2 separate regions of the Homo sapiens genome follow, and region 2 is linked to region 1. A link is a loop called in an ENCODE intact Hi-C map of the cell type or tissue named here. Cell type or tissue: chondrocyte. All regions are shown on one strand. Links, peaks and the distances in the headings refer to the core of each region. The heading gives the core; the rest is flanking DNA.

What was found. A loop is a pair of places that touch in the nucleus more often than their neighbours do. Peaks named below come from ENCODE experiments on the same cell type or tissue, not always from the same donor. Only the 100,000 strongest peaks of a DNase experiment are listed, where the experiment ranks them.
Region 2: a loop joins it to region 1, with 19 times the contacts of the local background. A loop is called at or near these places in 3 of 110 quality-filtered maps.

The regions. Positions count from the first base shown.
Region 1 is chr17:21,338,174-21,346,495 of GRCh38, reverse strand. No RefSeq gene overlaps it. Among named protein-coding and RNA genes, the nearest start is that of KCNJ12, 34 kb to the left of the region's middle. RefSeq lists enhancers at 589-1,146, 2,661-3,161, 7,374-8,309. In chondrocyte, for the core only: no CTCF peak of the experiment used is centred there; a DNase peak (open chromatin) is centred at 3,249.
Region 2 is chr17:21,738,122-21,746,443 of GRCh38, reverse strand. No RefSeq gene overlaps it. Among named protein-coding and RNA genes, the nearest start is that of KCNJ18, 50 kb to the right of the region's middle. In chondrocyte, for the core only: no CTCF peak of the experiment used is centred there; DNase peaks (open chromatin) are centred at 873, 3,973 and 5,443.

The DNA.
Region 1 (8,322 bases), core at 71-8,070:
ACTGTTGTTAAGGCCTTGGACAGCAAGAAAACAAACCATTAAACACCAGGGACAGCAACTCAGCCATTCCGCTTCTGGGCCTCTACCCAAAAGCATCAAAACAGGTGTTCAGACAAAGCTTGTACATGAATGCTGATAACAATGCTGTTCACAGTAGCCAAGAGGTGGAAACAGCCCTGAGTCCACCCACAGATGAATGAACACACCAAGTGTGTCCACACAATGGAATGTCTTTCATCCATGACATGAAGAGGGTGGCATTCCGGCACTGGTACAACATGCACAGACTTTGAGGGCACAGAAGGACAAATGCTTAGGGTTCCATTCATATGAAATGCCCAGAACTGGCAAACCCATACAGACAGAAAGCAGCTCAGAGGCTTCCAGGGGCTCGGGGGAGGGCACACGGGGAGTGAGTGTGCCGCATTTTCACGGGATCTTCTTTTGGAGCCATGGAAACGTTTTGGAACTAGAGAGTTGTGATGACGGCAAAACATCGTGAGCAGAATGCCACTTAATTTGTACACTTTAAGAAGTGCAATTTCTGGCTGGGCGCGGTGGCTCACGCCTGTAATCCCAGCACTTTGGGAGGCCAAGGCAGGTGGATCACCTGAGGTCAGGAGTTCAAGACTAGCCTGGGCAACATGGTGAAACCCTGTCTCTACTAAAAATACAAAAATTAGCCGGGGGTGGTGGAGCTTGCCTGTAATCCCAGCTACTCGGGAGGCTGAGGCAGGAGAATCGCTTGAGCCCAGGAGGCAGAGGTTGCAGACAGCTGAGACTGCGCCACTGCACTCCAGCTTGTGCAACAGAGCAAGACTCTGTCTCAAAAAAAAAAAAAAAAAAAAAAGAAGGGCCATTTTACCTTACATGAATTTTACCTCAATAAAAACGGGGGAATCCCCAACCAGGGACACAGGAGAAACAGCAGCCCACGCAGAGACAAGGCTGAGAGGCAGGGCTCTGGATCCGGACCTGCTGGGGAGGAAAAGGACACCCATGCCCCCGGGGCTGCTGTGAGGGAGGAGCGCTGAGCACGGGGGCCCAGAAGCAGAGCAAGTGAAACATTTGCTGTGTTCATTACCATCCCCAGACCATGCTTCTGCAGGGCGGCCCATGCGGCTCAGGCTGGCTGCCCTGCCAGGGGAGGTGCCGGGCCAACCCAGGCCATGCCTGTGGCCACAGCCCCAGCAGTGGCCAAGAGCAGAGCCAGAGTGGGGAGTCAGGTGGGGTCGGCCCTCCCTCCCTGGCTAGTTCATGTCTCCTCCCTGGTCCTCACCTACCTCTGGGAAGGGGATAGAGACCAGTCCTCTAGGAAGCTTCCAGCACCAGAATCTTTCTGCACCTGGAGTCTCTGGGGAAGACAATCAATCAATCAATCTATGGATCTACCCACAGGACCAATGGAGAGGGAGGCAGAATGGTGCATTGGGTAAGCAGTGGTGATTAAGCTGACAGACAGGGGTTCAAATCCCAGCTCTTCCACCTCCCAGCCCTCCACCCTCAGGCCCCAGCTGCCCTAGCCAGCCTTTCCGTGCCTCAGTTTACCCACCTGTAAAATTCAGGTAGTAATCGCCACTACCCCGTAGGGTATTGTGAAGATGGAATGAGTCTGTGAGAACAACGCCTGGCTCATGGTGTGGGCTCCAGAGGTATGACCACTGTTGTGTCTAATTCTCACTGTTGAGAATTAGAACAACAAACTGTTATCCAGGTAAGGGGAGAAAGAAGCCCTGCCCAGAATTGGCCAGAACGTGAAGAGTACATGGGCTAATGCCACCAGCTCTGCTCCCTCCTAAGAAGCTGTGCTGAGCTCGGTGTCCGGAGTGGAGACCCAGAGGAGAGGCCAGGAGAGAGGCAGCTCGGGAGAGGACCGAGGAGGTGCCCCCACACTCGCTCGCACACTCACAAACTCACTCACACACACTGAGAGTCACACACTCACACAGAGACACAGAATCACACACAGAGTCACACATACTCATAGTTACACAATCACAGTTACACACTTACACACACTCACATTCTCACAAAGAGTCACACACTCACTCGCACCTGCTGAGGAAGAGTGCTGAGTGGTCGGGGTGCGCTGGCCACGCACAGGGGCAGCCTCAGCCCCAGCAGCCACACTTGATGAATTTTGCATCACCTTGGCTATGAATAGCTTCCTCCTCGGCAGCGAGACAGACAGACAGTTCAAAGGGAGGAAAAGGGCCCGAGGAGGGAGAGGGAGGGCAGAATGCACCCCGAATCCCTAACTCAGCTCGGGAGGACAGCAGGGCGAGGCGAGGACGCAGAGGGTGGGCAGGGCCTCCCACTCCCACAGGGCTGCGTGCATTTCCAGAGGCGGCAGGTGAGGCTGCAAGGGGCCTCCCGCAGGGCCCTGGCAGCCCCGTTATGCTTCCAAGATCAGGCCCAGAAGGATGCAGCTGAGACAGGAGGGCATCAGGGAGCCCAGGCAGCACGTGGGCCACCTGCAGACCCCCATTCCCCAAGACTGGGGCTTCAAGGCCATTTCTTAGATGGGCACCCTGAGGCCTGGGAAGATCATTGTCCCATCAGAGACTGCACACAGCAGCCTGGGCCTGGGGTGAATGCTGAAGGACCAGGTGAGCCGACAGGCAGGGCCACAGGGGGGTCTGGGGGCATGGCTACGCTGAGGGTGGCAAGGGGACCTCTGCAGCCTCTGGCTGGGGAACCTGGCTTCCAACCCCAGCTCTACCCCTTCCCATCTGAGCAGCCCTGGGCAAGACACTTCACCTCTCTGTGCCTGTTTCCCCAGTAATTAACTCATAATAATGAAAGTACCCCACTTACTAGGTGGTGGTCAAGGTGCAGCCTCTGGGTCCCTGTGGCTCACCAGCTGTGGAACTTTGCCTCTCAGCTCAGTTTTGCCATCTGCAGAATGGGCTGCTGCTGTTCCCTGCCCTGTCAGTTAGGCATAAAGCATTGAGAACAAGCCCTGCACAGCATGAGGACCACACGAGATTTGTCAGCACTGCCAGCTTCTTGGCCAGTGACACCCATAAACAGAGAGTCCCTTCTGGGCAGGCCCTCCCTGCCACCAAGGGGGCATCCCCAAGGGTTCGAGCCACATGCCTCATCCTGCCAGGCTGGCCAGCCTTGGCTGAGGCCCACGCAATGAGCAACCAGGCCAGGGAGCTCAGTGAGGGGACACCAGGTTGGTGTGTGGGTAGACGCCGAGCAGTCAGTCATGTAAGCCTGGCTGTCCTCTCTGCCGGACTTGGGTGAGCGGGTCCTACCTCAAGGCTATCTCTTGTAAACTGTGGGGATGTCCCAGCTGCCCACTGCCTCGCCAGAGACCCAGTGCCAGCACTACAGCCCCAGGGCCCCAGCAGAGTGGTGACAGCGGCTGCACCAGGCACCTACTGCATGCAGGCTGTCTCCTAAGTGCTTTGTGTGCATTAACAATTAATCTTCAAACCCATTATCTGGGGCAGGTGCCGTTAGCATCTCTACTTTACAGACAGAGAAACAGAGGCCCAGGGAGCTAAGGGAACATGCACGGGACGTGGGACCCCACCTTCATTCCTCTGTCCTCGGTGGCACCTGGCATTTCTGATCCTGGCTCTTCTATTCCAGTGCTGGGGCATCAGGGTGGGCCCTTTCCTCTCTCTGGCCTTGGTTTCCCTAGCAGTGAAGGGTCCAGGTGCATAGAGTCTAATCCCTGGCCCTTCTACTTGCTGGCCTAGAAAGTGAGTCTTTCACCCTCTCTGTGCTTCTGTTTTCTCCCCTGTAAAATGGAAATGGGAACGGCCCCTGCCTCCCAGGAGTAAGCTCCTAGGGCAGTGCCTGGCACTTAGTAAGTGCTCAGGAAGTGGCAGCCACGCTGTTATTATTGCTATTGCTGTTGCTGCTGTAAAGTGAGTACTCCCTAAGACCCCTGACCAGAGGATGGGGGTGTCCAAACATCCAGGTTCCCAGAGAGGCCCAGGAGGTGGCCTGTGCCCAGAGCCCAAGGCAGCTGCAGGAGCTCAAGGCCTCCCAGAGTGGAGAGAGCTGCATCCCGGTCAGCCTCCCTCTGTTCCTCCCCACAGCCTTCCACCTGCCGAGCCTACCTCCATGGCGTCTCTGCTCTTCCCTCTGGCCACATCAGAAGAGACCACAAGGAAGCAAAGATTCAGAGAGTGAACTTTCTCACAGGGACCATCCCAAAGATGCCCACACTGGCCTCTTACAGCCCCGCTCTCCCGGCAGGGCCTGGAGCCCAGAGGGTTCCCAGCCCAGCAGCTAAGAACGAGGACTCTTCAGAGTCCCAACTGCTGTGACCCATTCCTGGCTCTGCTGCCTACCTGCTGTGTGACCTTGGGCAGGTTGCTTTGCCTCTCTGTGCCCTAGTTTCCCCATCTCCAAGACCTTAGGTGATAGCAGCCGTAGGTGGGGTGGTTGTGGAGATTCAGGGCCATGACATAGACAAAGCAGTTAGCCTGGTACCCACTGGGCTCCTGAGCCTGGTACCCACTGGCTCCTGAGGCTGCCAACTTGCTGAAGACAGCAGGGCTGCTGGCATCGGACATTCCCAGGGCTGCATCTTTACTCATTGTGTGATCTGGGCAATCCACTTCACCTTTCCATGCCTTGATTTCCTCATCTGTGAAACAGGCTTAATAACACCTATTTGGGGACATGATGAGGATTCAAAGAGGCAAGGCCAGGACAGTGCCTGGCAAACGTTGCTGTCCCTGTGACTGCTGCTGCTGCCATTGTCACTCCTGCCATCCAGAAGACACCCACAGTGTCTGTGGCTTCCTCTGGGGCAGGCCCCACCCTGGAAGACATTGGAGGCTTCCTCTCCAGGTGACAAGGAAAAGCTGAAGGCTGCATCTCCTTTGTTTTCTTCCCAGCAAGACTGACATGCGACAAACACATCAGAAGGGAAAGAAAGGTCGTGAGCCCTGGGCGGCAAAGCCAGGGCAGAACAGGGGCTAGGGAACAAGTGGTTCCCACAAAGTAGGTCCTGACTCTGGATCCCAGAATGTATCCCCTGGAAACCCTTTAGGCATTTGTGTCTGGTCCAGCCTCTGTGCCCAAGCCTCAGCCACCTGCCTCCCCAAGCTCACCTGCACACACACACCTCCGTGTTGGGGCCTGAGCCTCATTGGCTCACTTGGGAGTGTCTCACTTACTGAGTCCATCAGGGTCAAAGCCAGTTGGCTCAAGACAGATGCCAAAGGCCAGGTATACTTGGATCCCAATCTGAGAGCTTGTTAGGCTGCATAACCTCACCAACTCTGAGCCTTAGCAAACAACACAAAGCTGACAAGACCATCATGAACACCACTGGGAAAGAATCAGTGCAGAATCAAGGGTAGCTCCAGTCCCCTGCAGCCACAGGACACTTCACAACCCCTTTAGAGTTTATTCCCCACATACATACCACCCCGTGACCCCCATGACCTCTTTTTTTTTTTGGAGATGGAGTCTCACTCTTGTCGCCCAGGCTGGAGTGCAGTGGCGCGATCTTGGCTCACTGCAATCTCTGCCTTCTGTGTTCAGCGATTCTCCTGCCTCAGCCTCTTAAGTAGCTGGGATTACAGGCAGCCACCACCACACCCGGCTAATTTTTGTATTTTTAGTAAAGACAGTGTTTCACCATCTTGGCCAGGCTGGTCTGGACCTCCTGACCTCAGGTGATCTGCCCATTTTGGCCTCCCAAAGTGCTGGGATTACAGGCATGAGCCACTGCGCCCGGCCAACCCTTTTGTCTGTTAAGCCAAACTTTCCATTGGCTTCTAGCACCTTGTATGTGCTCCTGTCTGACTGTGTCTGTGTCCTCCATCAGAGCTCCTGGGAAGGAGACACCAAGTCAGATTTCTCCCTGTGGTCCCAGCACTACCCAGCATAAGGCCTGCATATCAGAGCCAGGGGAAGGGGCGGTGCTCAGAAAACGTTATTGATATAACTCAAGATTGATTTCACTACATCTAAATTGCAAATACGGCTGCAAATTATTTGCAGCAACTTCCACGAAGAAAGGACTCTGTCTCCCCTCCCTCAAGTCATGTGATTGCCATGCCAGTAGAAGGCAGAGCAATGCTGTGCCAGTTCTGAGACTAGGTGTCAAGGGGCCTTGCCCCTTCCACTCTTGTGCTGGGGACTCCTCTGCCACCTATGACCCAGCCAGGACTAGCCCACTGGGGAGTGAGAGGGCCCCTAAATCACCAGGCCCACATGTCCCAGCTGAGGCCACAGACAGTGACCAAGTGGCTGAGAGCAGCTGAGCCCAACAAACAACCGTGAGCTAATTAAAATTGTTGTTGTTTTCTACCCCTGAGTTTAGGAGCTGTTTGTTATGGCACAATACCTAACTGATACACACCATAACCCCATTTCACAGGGAGGAGATTGAGCTTTCAAGGGGGCAGAACTCAAGGCCTCATCTCCATCAGGGGCTGCAGCAGTGAATTAAAAGTACACACCCAGCTGGGCGCAGTGGCTCACGCCTGTAATCCCAGCACTTTGGGAGGCTGAGGCGGGCGGATCACGAGGTCAGAAGTTCAAGACCATCCTGGCCAACATGGTGAAACCCCATCTCTACTGAAAATACAAAAATTAGCTGGGCGTGGTGATGGGTGCCTATAATCCCAGCTACTCGGGTGGCTGAGGGAGGAGAATGGCTTGAATCCGGGAGCCGGAGGTGGCAGTAAGCCGAGATCATGCTACTGCACTCCAGCCTGGTAACAGAGCAAGACATTGCCCCCACCCCACACACACACACACAAAAAAGTACGTGCCCAGGCCGGGCACAGTGGCTCACGCCTGTAACCCCAGCACTTTGGGAGGCCGATGTGGGTGGATCACCTGAAGTCAGGAGTTTGAGACCAGCCTGGCCAACATGGTGAAAACCCGTCTCTACTAAAAATACAAAAATATTAGCTTGGTGTGGTGGCGCATGCCTGTAATCCCAGCTACTCAGGAGGCTGAGGCAGGAGAATCACTTGAACATGGGAGGCGGGGGTTGCAGTGAGCCGAGATTGCGCCACTGCACTCCAGCCTGGGCAACAGAGGGAGACTCCGTCTCAAAAAAAAAAAAGCGCAACCCCAGAGGATGGGTAGCTGTGACCGTTTCTGCCAGCACTCTTGGTTGCATCATTAAAAGCCTCATTAATAAAGACGTATTGTTGCAGATAAAGCTCAGACCACGGGTACCTTCTAATTGCTCCTGACATTTTTGCACTGGCTGTTCGTTGATCCAGCTGGCAGCCTGGCCCCCACCAGAAAGTGTAAAAGGGCCAGCCAGCATCAGCCTCTTCCCCGAGACGGAGCCACAGGGAGGGAGGCTTCTCCTTTGCCCAGGAAGCCAGCTGTGCCCTGGATGGTGGCAGAGGGGAGGGAGCAGAGGGGAGGTCGGAGCTAGTTTGGCTTCCCCTGTGCACCCTGCAGCCCCAGCCACACCAGGCTCGGCATTTTCCACTCATGCCTCTGCAACTGCTATTCTTTCTGCCTGGTGCACCATTCCCTCTTTCCTTGCTAGACCAGGTCCAACTCATATGCAGCCTCAAGGCCCCTCCAAGTAAATTGCTTTGTTGCCCCCACTGTCTGTCCCCTAGTTCCAGAAAAAACCCACCTCCTCTGCAAGGCTTCCCAAACCACTCAGCCCAAGACTGAAAGCTCCCCATTTCTCTCCACGAGTGCCCCTTGACTGTCATTGTGGCTGCTTGTTTCTTTGATGTCTGTTGGCTCCACCAGACTGAGTTTGGTGAGGGCGGGCTGTGGGCACGGTGGCATCTACAGAGCAGAGTCCGCCCACCAAGGGGCTCTGTGGACACGGGTGGGATGAGTGCGTGAGTAAATGAATAAACAGCCGAACAAGCGAACTCACTCACTCACCATCCTGAGGCTCACAAGCAGGAGTGGAGGCAGAGATCAGTAGATAAGCGACGAGGGGCCTGAGGCCCCCACAGGCAGTGGGACCCAGCATCCCAGGAACACAGAAGCCAATGACCCAGCCGTGGCGCCAGAGGCCAGCCTTGCTGGAAGAGGGCTCCTGGGCTCAGATCTGTGCTCCCTGCTAGCCCCACTTGTGAGCCTCGCACTGGTTACTTTCCTCTCTGTGCCTTGGTTTCCCAACCACAAGGTGAAGGTGATGGTAGCTGCTTAGGCAATAATTGTGGAGCTCATTGTGGGTTGGTATAGAAAGTTGGTGGACCGGAGCTGGCTGTGCCAATGTTGGTCATTGTTTTTGAGTATTTGCCATGAGCAGATGCTGGGCTCACACTGGCCCCAGGAGACAGTGCTAGGATGCCCATTTTGTAGGTGAGGAAACTGAGGCACAGAGAAGTAAAGTAACTGGCCCAAGGT
Region 2 (8,322 bases), core at 221-8,220, 400 kb before region 1:
CACGACCTTTCTTTCCCTTCTGATGTGTTTGTCGCATGTCAGTCTTGCTGGGAAGAAAACAAAGGAGATGCAGCCTTCAGCTTTTCCTTGTCACCTGGAGAGGAAGCCTCCAATGTCTTCCAGGGTGGGGCCTGCCCCAGAGGAAGCCACAGACACTGTGGGTGTCTTCTGGATGGCAGGAGTGACAATGGCAGCAGCAGCAGTCACAGGGACAGCAACGTTTGCCAGGCACTGTCCTGGCCTTGCCTCTTTGAATCCTCATCATGTCCCCAAATAGGTGTTATTAAGCCTGTTTCGCAGATGAGGAAATCAAGGCATAGAAAGGTGAAGTGGATTGCCCAGATTCACACAATGAGTAAAGATGTAGCCCTGGGAATGTCTGATGCCAGCAGCCCTGCTGTCTTCAGCAAGTTGGCAGCCTCAGGAGCCAGTGGGTACCAGGCTCAGGAGCCCAGTGGGTACCAGGCTAACTGCTTTGTCTATGTCATGGCCCTGAATCTCCACAACCACCACACCTAGGGCTGCTATCATCTACTGTCTTGGAGATGGGGAAACGGGGGCACAGAGAGGCAAAGCAACCTGCCCAAGGTCACACAGCAGGTAGGCAGCAGAGCCAGGAATGGGTCACAGCAGTTGGGACTCTGAAGAGTCCTCGTTCTTAGCTGCTGGGCAGGGAACCCTCTGGGCTCCAGGCCCTGCCGGGAGAGCAGGGCTGCAAGAGGCCAGTGTGGGCATCTTTGGGATGGTCCCTGTGGGAAAGTTCACTCTCTGAATCTTTGCTTCCTTGTGGTCCCTTCTGATGTGGCCAGAGGGAAGAGCAGAGACGCCATGGAGGTAGGCCTGGCAGGTGGAAGGCTGTGGGGAGGAACAGAGGGTGGCTGACCGGGATGCAGCTCTCTCCACTCCGGGAGGCCGTGAGCTCCTGCAGCTGCCTTGGGCTCTGGGCACAGGCCACCTCCTGGGCCTCTCTGGGAACCTGGATGTTTGGACACCCCCATCCTCTGGTCAGGGGTCTTAGGGAGTACTCACTTTACAGCAGCAACAGCAATAGCAATAATAACAGCGTGGCTGCCACTTCCTGAGCACTTACTAAGTGCCAGGCACTGCCCTAGGAGCTTACTCCTGGGAGGCAGGGGCCGTTCCCATTTCCATTTTACAGGGGAGAAAACAGAAGCACAGAGAGGGTGAAAGACTCACTTTCTAGGCCAGCAAGTAGAAGGGCCAGGGATTAGACTCTATGCACCTGGACCCTTCACTGCTAGGGAAACCAAGGCCAGAGAGAGGAAAGGGCCCACCCTGATGCCCCAGCACTGGAATAGAAGAGCCAGGATCAGAAATGCCAGGTGCCACCGAGGACAGAGGAATGAAGGTGGGGTCCCACGTCCCGTGCATGTTCCCTTAGCTCCCTGGGCCTCTGTTTCTCTGTCTGTAAAGTAGAGATGCTAACGGCACCTGCCCCAGATAATGGGTTTGAAGATTAATTGTTAATGCACACAAAGCACTTAGGAGACAGCCTGCATGCAGTAGGTGCCTGGTGCAGCCGCTGTCACCACTCTGCTGGGGCCCTGGGGCTGTAGTGCCGGCACTGGGTCTCTGGCGAGGCAGTGGGCAGCTGGGACATCCCCACAGTTTACAAGAGATAGCCTTGAGGTAGGACCCGCTCACCCAAGTGCGGCAGAGAGGACAGCCAGGCTTACATGACTGACTGCTCGGCGTCTACCCACACACCCACCTGGTGTCCCCTCACTGAGCTCCCTGGCCTGGTTGCTCATTGCGTGGGCCTCAGCCAAGGCTGGCCAGCCTGGCAGGATGAGGCATGTGGCTCGAACCCTTGGGGATGCCCCCTTGGTGGCAGGGAGGGCCTGCCCAGAAGGGACTCTCTGTTTATGGGTGTCACTGGCCAAGAAGCTGGCAGTGCTGACAAATCTCCTGTGGTCCTCATGCTGTGGAGGGCTCGTTCTCAATGCTTTATGCCTAACTGACAGGGCAGGCAACAGCAGCAGCCCATTCTGCAGATGGGAAAACTGAGCTGAGAGGCAAAGTTCCACAGCTGGTGAGCCGCAGGGACCCAGAGGCTGCACCTTGACCACCACCTAGTAAGTGGGGTACTTTCATTATTATGAGTTAATTACTGGGGAAACAGGCACAGAGAGGTGAAGTGTCTTGCCCAGGGCCGCTCAGATGGGAAGGGGGTGGAGCTGGGGTTGGAAGCCAGGTTCCCCAGCCAGAGGCTGCAGAGGTCCCCTTGCCACCCTCAGCTTAGCCATGCCCCCAGACCCCCCTGTGGCCCTGCCTGTCGGCTCACCTGGTCCTTCAGCATTCACCCCAGGCCCAGGCTGCTGTGTGCAGTCTCTGATGGGACAATGATCTTCCCAGGCCTCAGGGTGCCCATCTAAGAAATGGCCTTGAAGCCCCAGTCTTGGGGAATGGGGGTCTGCAGGTGGCCCACGTGCTGCCTGGGCTCCCTGATGCCCTCCTGTCTCAGCTGCATCCTTCTGGGCCTGATCTTGGAAGCATAACGGGGCTGCCAGGGCCCTGCGGGAGGCCCCTTGCAGCCTCACCTGCCGCCTCTGGAAATGCACGCAGCCCTGTGGGAGTGGGAGGCCCTGCCCACCCTCTGCGTCCTCGCCTCGCCCTGCTGTCCTCCCGAGCTGAGTTAGGGATTCGGGGTGCATTCTGCCCTCCCTCTCCCTCCTCGGGCCCTTTTCCTCCCTTTGAACTGTCTGTCTCGCTGCCAAGGAGGAAGCTATTCATAGCCAAGGTGATGCAAAATTCATCAAGTGTGGCTGCTGGGGCCGAGGCTGCCCCTGTGCGTGGCCAGCGCACCCCGACCACTCAGCACTCTTCCTCAGCAGGTGCGAGTGAGTGTGTGACTCTTTGTGAGAATGTGAGTGTGTGTAAGTGTGTAACTGTGATTGTGTAACTATGAGTATGTGTGACTCTGTGAGAGTGTGAGTGTGTGTGTGTAACTGTGATTGTGTAACTATGAGTATGTGTGACTCTGTGTGTGATTCTGTGTCTCTGTGTGAGTGTGTGACTCTCAGTGTGTGTGAGTGAGTTTGTGAGTGTGCGAGCGAGTGTGGGGGCACCTCCTCGGTCCTCTCCCGAGCTGCCTCTCTCCTGGCCTCTCCTCTGGGTCTCCACTCCGGACACCGAGCTCAGCACAGCTTCTTAGGAGGGAGCAGAGCTGGTGGCATTAGCCCATGTACTCTTCACGTTCTGGCCAATTCTGGGCAGGGCTTCTTTCTCCCCTTACCTGGATAACAGTTTGTTGTTCTAATTCTCAACAGTGAGAATTAGACACAACAGTGGTCATACCTCTGGAGCCCACACCATGAGCCAGGCGTTGTTCTCACAGACTCATTCCATCTTCACAATACCCTATGGGGTAGTGGCGATTACTACCTGAATTTTACAGGTGGGTAAACTGAGGCACAGAAAGGCTGGCTAGGGCAGCTGGGGCCTGAGGGTGGGGGCTGGGAGGTGGAGGAGCTGGGATTTGAACCCCTGTCTGTCAGCTTAATCACCACTGCTTACCCAATGCACCATTCTGCCTCCCTCTCCATTGGACCTGTGGGTAGATCCATAGATTGATTGATTGATTGTCTTCCCCAGGACTCCAGGTGCAGAAAGATTCTGGTGCTGGAAGCTTCCTAGAGGACTGGTCTCTATCCCCTTCCCAGAGGTAGGTGAGGACCAGGGAGGAGACATGAACTAGCCAGGGAGGGAGGGCCGACCCCACCTGACTCCCCACTCTGGCTCTGCTCTTGGCCACTGCTGGGGCTGTGGCCACAGGCGTGGCCTGGGTTGGCCGGGCACCTCCCCTGGCAGGGCAGCCAGCCTGAGCTGCATGGGCCGTCCTGCAGAAGCATGGTCTGGGGATGGTAATGAACGCAGCAAATGTTTCACTTGCTCTGCTTCTGGACCCCCGTGCTCAGCGCTCCTCCCTCACAGCAGCCCCGGGGGCGTGGGTGTCCTTCTCCTCCCCAGCAGGTCCGGATCCAGAGCCCCGCCTCTCAGCCTTGTCTCTGCGTGGGCTACTGTTTCTCCTGTGTCCCTGGTTGGGGATTCCCCCGTTTTTATTGAGGTAAAATTCACATAAGGTAAAATGGCCCTTCTTTTTTTTTTTTTTTTTTTTTTTTTGAGACAGAGTCTTGCTCTGTTGAGCAAGCTGGAGTGCAGTGGCGCAGTCTCAGCTCTGCAACCTCTGCCTCCTGGGATCAAGCGATTCTCCTGCCTCAGCCTCCCGAGTAGCTGGGATTACAGGCAAGCTCCACCACCCCCGGCTAATCTTTGTATTTTTAGTAGAGACAGGGTTTCACCATGTTGCCCAGGCTAGTCTTGAACTCCTGACCTCAGGTGATCCACCTGCCTTGGCCTCCCAAAGTGCTGGGATTACAGGCGTGAGCCACCGCGCCCAGCCAGAAATTGCACTTCTTAAAGTGTACAAATTAAGTGGCATTCTGCTCACGATGTTTTGCCGTCATCACAACTCTCTAGTTCCAAAACGTTTCCATGGCTCCAAAAGAAGATCCCGTGAAAATGCGGCACACTCACTCCCCGTGTGCCCTCCCCCGAGCCCCTGGAAGCCTCTGAGCTGCTTTCTGTCTGTATGGGTTTGCCAGTTCTGGGCATTTCATATGAATGGAACCCTAAGCATTTGTCCTTCTGTGCCCTCAAAGTCTGTGCATGTTGTACCAGTGCCGGAATGCCACCCTCTTCATGTCATGGATGAAAGACATTCCATTGTGTGGACACACTTGGTGTGTTCATTCATCTGTGGGTGGACTCAGGGCTGTTTCCACCTCTTGGCTACTGTGAACAGCATTGTTATCAGCATTCATGTACAAGCTTTGTCTGAACACCTGTTTTGATGCTTTTGGGTAGAGGCCCAGAAGCGGAATGGCTGAGTTGCTGTCCCTGGTGTTTAATGGTTTGTTTTCTTGCTGTCCAAGGCCTTAACAACAGTCCTCATGGTCTCATCCTGTCTGTGTCTTCCCTCTGGGCTCCCTACCTGCCCATCGGTCCAATCCAAGGCTGCTTTTTACTCCTCCCTCCCTAAAAACCAGGAGCTCCAGCCAGGGACCCAGGACCCCAAGGGACAGGCTCCAGATGAGGAAATCAAGGTTCTCAGGGGAAAAGGGTTTCACCCCACAAGTTGGAGTGGAGCTGGGATTTAACCTTAGGCCCCCTCCCCCCACCCTGGACCCCTAGGTCCTGGTTCTTTGTGCTGTAGCTGCATGTCCCACATGGGGATATCACTCCCAGAGAGAGCTGGCCACATTCCCAGCATCTCATCTGTTGGGCGTTGGCTTTCCTGGAAGATCCAGGGCAGGACGTGAGGCTCTTGTATGAAAACAAGCCTCAAGTGGACTCTGCAGCAGAATGCCAGCCTTGCATACACTTCCAGACTCAGTGAACGGCATCCAAGAAATGTCATGGCTTGAATGGGCAGGGACCCCCTGGGACTCCCTTGGCCCAGCCCCCGGCCTCAGCTGCTCCATGACTTAGAAGCGGGGAAGCTTTGAGATGGCCTCCTCAGGGTGCGCTGGGGAGGTCTCTTTGCCATGTTCAGAATTCGCCCTGGCCTGGGCTCCCCTGGAGCTCCCTTGAGCTTCTCTGAACCCCTAGGTGACAGGGGAAGAAACCCTCAGATGGGTGATCACGGCCCTTCCCGCCCCCTGGTCCCAGGCATTGATGGGGCTGTGGCATTTGCTTTTCCTTCCTCCAGGGGTCCTGGCTCCACTTAGCTTCCCACTCCTCCTGCCCCCTCCAGAGCAGCTGCGTCCCTGCGATCAATATGGAGCTGATCAATCTATCTGTCCCTCTGCTTGGCTGAGGAAGCCAGCAATGATGGCCACCTTGGGACCCCATGAGTGCTCCTGAGACTGTGGCATGTATCACCTCCTCACTGCACAGGTGGGGAAATTGAGGCCTCCAGAGGGTCAGGGCTTCCCAAAGCTCCCAGCAAGTCTGTGGGGTGGGAAGGGCTGGAACCTGCTCAGCTGGCTTCTCTTTCAGACATCACGTCTGTGATGCATATGGTCCTGGGTGCCCTGTGTCCCCGTGGCCATGCCTCAGGGGTCCTGAAGTGCTAAACCATGAATTCATCAAATGTTGACTGAGTGTCTGCTCTGGGTTGGGCAGGCCCTGTGCATCCAGGGATGCCTAAGACAAGGACCCTGCCCTCACGACGGAGCTGATGTTCTCATCGGGAGCGGGACAACACTGAGATGTCAGGTGGTAGTGAGCACTGTAAAGAAAAATAAACCAGCGAAATGGGAAGGAAAAGGTCAGGGAAGACCTCCTGGAGGAGACATTTGAGCAGATGCCTGAAGACAGTGCGGGATGAGTCACAAGATGCCAGCAGGAAGAGCTTTCCAGGCAGGGAGCAGCAGTGCAAATGCCCTGTGGTCGGCATGTGCTTGGCACTTGAGAAAGTTGCTTCAGAGCTGGCAGAGCTCACAGGCCTGGCCCCTACTGTAGGCACTCAGCCTGGCCTCCATGGATTCATTCCACATACTTTAAACATTCCAACTAGGGGCCAGCATTTTCAAATCTAAGATTTGTTTCCATAAAAAGTCCTGATTTCCAGCCTTTCTTAAGAAATTGAAACCTAGAGTCAGGAGTGTCCACCCCTTTGGCCTGCCTTATCCACCCTCTTGCTTGAGTCCTGCAAGGGCTTGTGGCCCTGGCAAGAGGATGTGGTTGGGGCACAGATGGCACATGCGTTATCACAGGTTTCTGCTTCTTTATATTCTGTCTGGAGAAAAACACTGGTGATTGAAGCACGGTTGCCACCCAACGAGGCAGAACTGAAAGGTCACTGAACGGTCTTGACCACATTCTCCTGGTTGTCACCAGTTGCTGGCAGTTTGCAGCAATCTCTCCACCTTTGGAAAGTCGGGGGTGGGTGGGCGTCCACCGCCCCTTGCTGTAGCTGTGCCACCCCTAACTGAAATCTCGGGCAGGTCACTTCGTCACTTGGTCAAGGTCCTCCATGTTTCTGTGCCTCAGTTTCCTTGTCTGGAGAATGGGGGAAATGAACACTGGGCTGTCTAGCTTAGGACAGAAACAAGAGCAGTCAGGGGCTTTGATGCTTTAGGGCTAAACATCTTACTCATTTTCAAGTTATGGTGAGAGAGAGAATGTTTGGGGACGTGCCAGCCCTCAGATTTCAGCCAAACCCAAGCTGGCATTCAGAGCCTCTGAGGTCTCGGCATGGACACACCCAGTGTCCATCCCTTCCTTCTCCTTCCCATCTGGGGCCCCAGCCACCTGGCTTTATCTCCCACTCTGCACCCACTCACTGTGCGACTCATGCTTTTGAGCACCTGTTGTAGACCAGGCCCCTGCTAGGATGAGTGGCAGGCTGTGGTTTGAGCAGGCCCCTGGGGACGGGCCTGCTGCAGGCCTAGCTGTGCTCCCATCCTAGCCTGTCAGGTGGGCCCCATCCCACCCCCATGGGCCCCTGCTCTGACCCTCAGGTCATTTCCCAGTATCCTTTGCCCTCAGGCTTCTGCGCTTGGTGGTGGTGGGGGAGCGGGGCACGTCTCTCCTTATGTCTCTCCTCGGATGGCCTCCTAGCAGCGGCCACCTGCCCCCACCAGCCCCATGGCTCCAGACACCCCTGCCGAGGCTCCAGCTCCCTTCGCATGAACACAGCCCCTGGGACTGGTGACCCTGTTGCTTTCTTCCCTGCCTCCAGCCTGGGATGGCGGCTTCCTGCTGATTTCAATCCTGGATTCCTCCTCATCCCGTTTAGCTCTCAGAGCCTTTATCACAGTGTGACCAGCTCCCTAGACGCAATTCTCTCTGTTGGAGAGAACTGGAGGGCTTCTTTTTCCTGGCTGGATCCTGCCTGATTCCGTGGCCATGTCCTGACTGCACAGATCAGAGTGGTCTGGCTGTGGGCCTCTTTCCTTGCCTGAATCATGAGCTTCCTGAGGACGAGGACTGATGGGCTTCTTCCACAGTAATAGACTCAACTTCGAGGAGGCCTCAGTGATGTCACACCTCATGATGTCAGCTGATACCACTTCTGCAGCAGGCACAGCCAGGGCCAGTCAGGCAGCTCCAGGGCATGAAGTGTCTGTCCCTACCCCCAGCCCTGAGCATCACCTAGTGGCAGGGGAGGCCAAGAGGGAGACCCCTGGCCTGCAGTCTCCAGGGCAGAGAATCAGCCCAGTCAGCAGAGCCTGCTATGATCTCTCTCTTGCCCTCTCAGTACTGGCTGAGGAGGGGCCTGGACCCCAGACCCAGGACTCCTCTTCATTCTTGTTCCCACAGGCTTGGGGCCCTCACAGTCGCTCTGGGCTGACT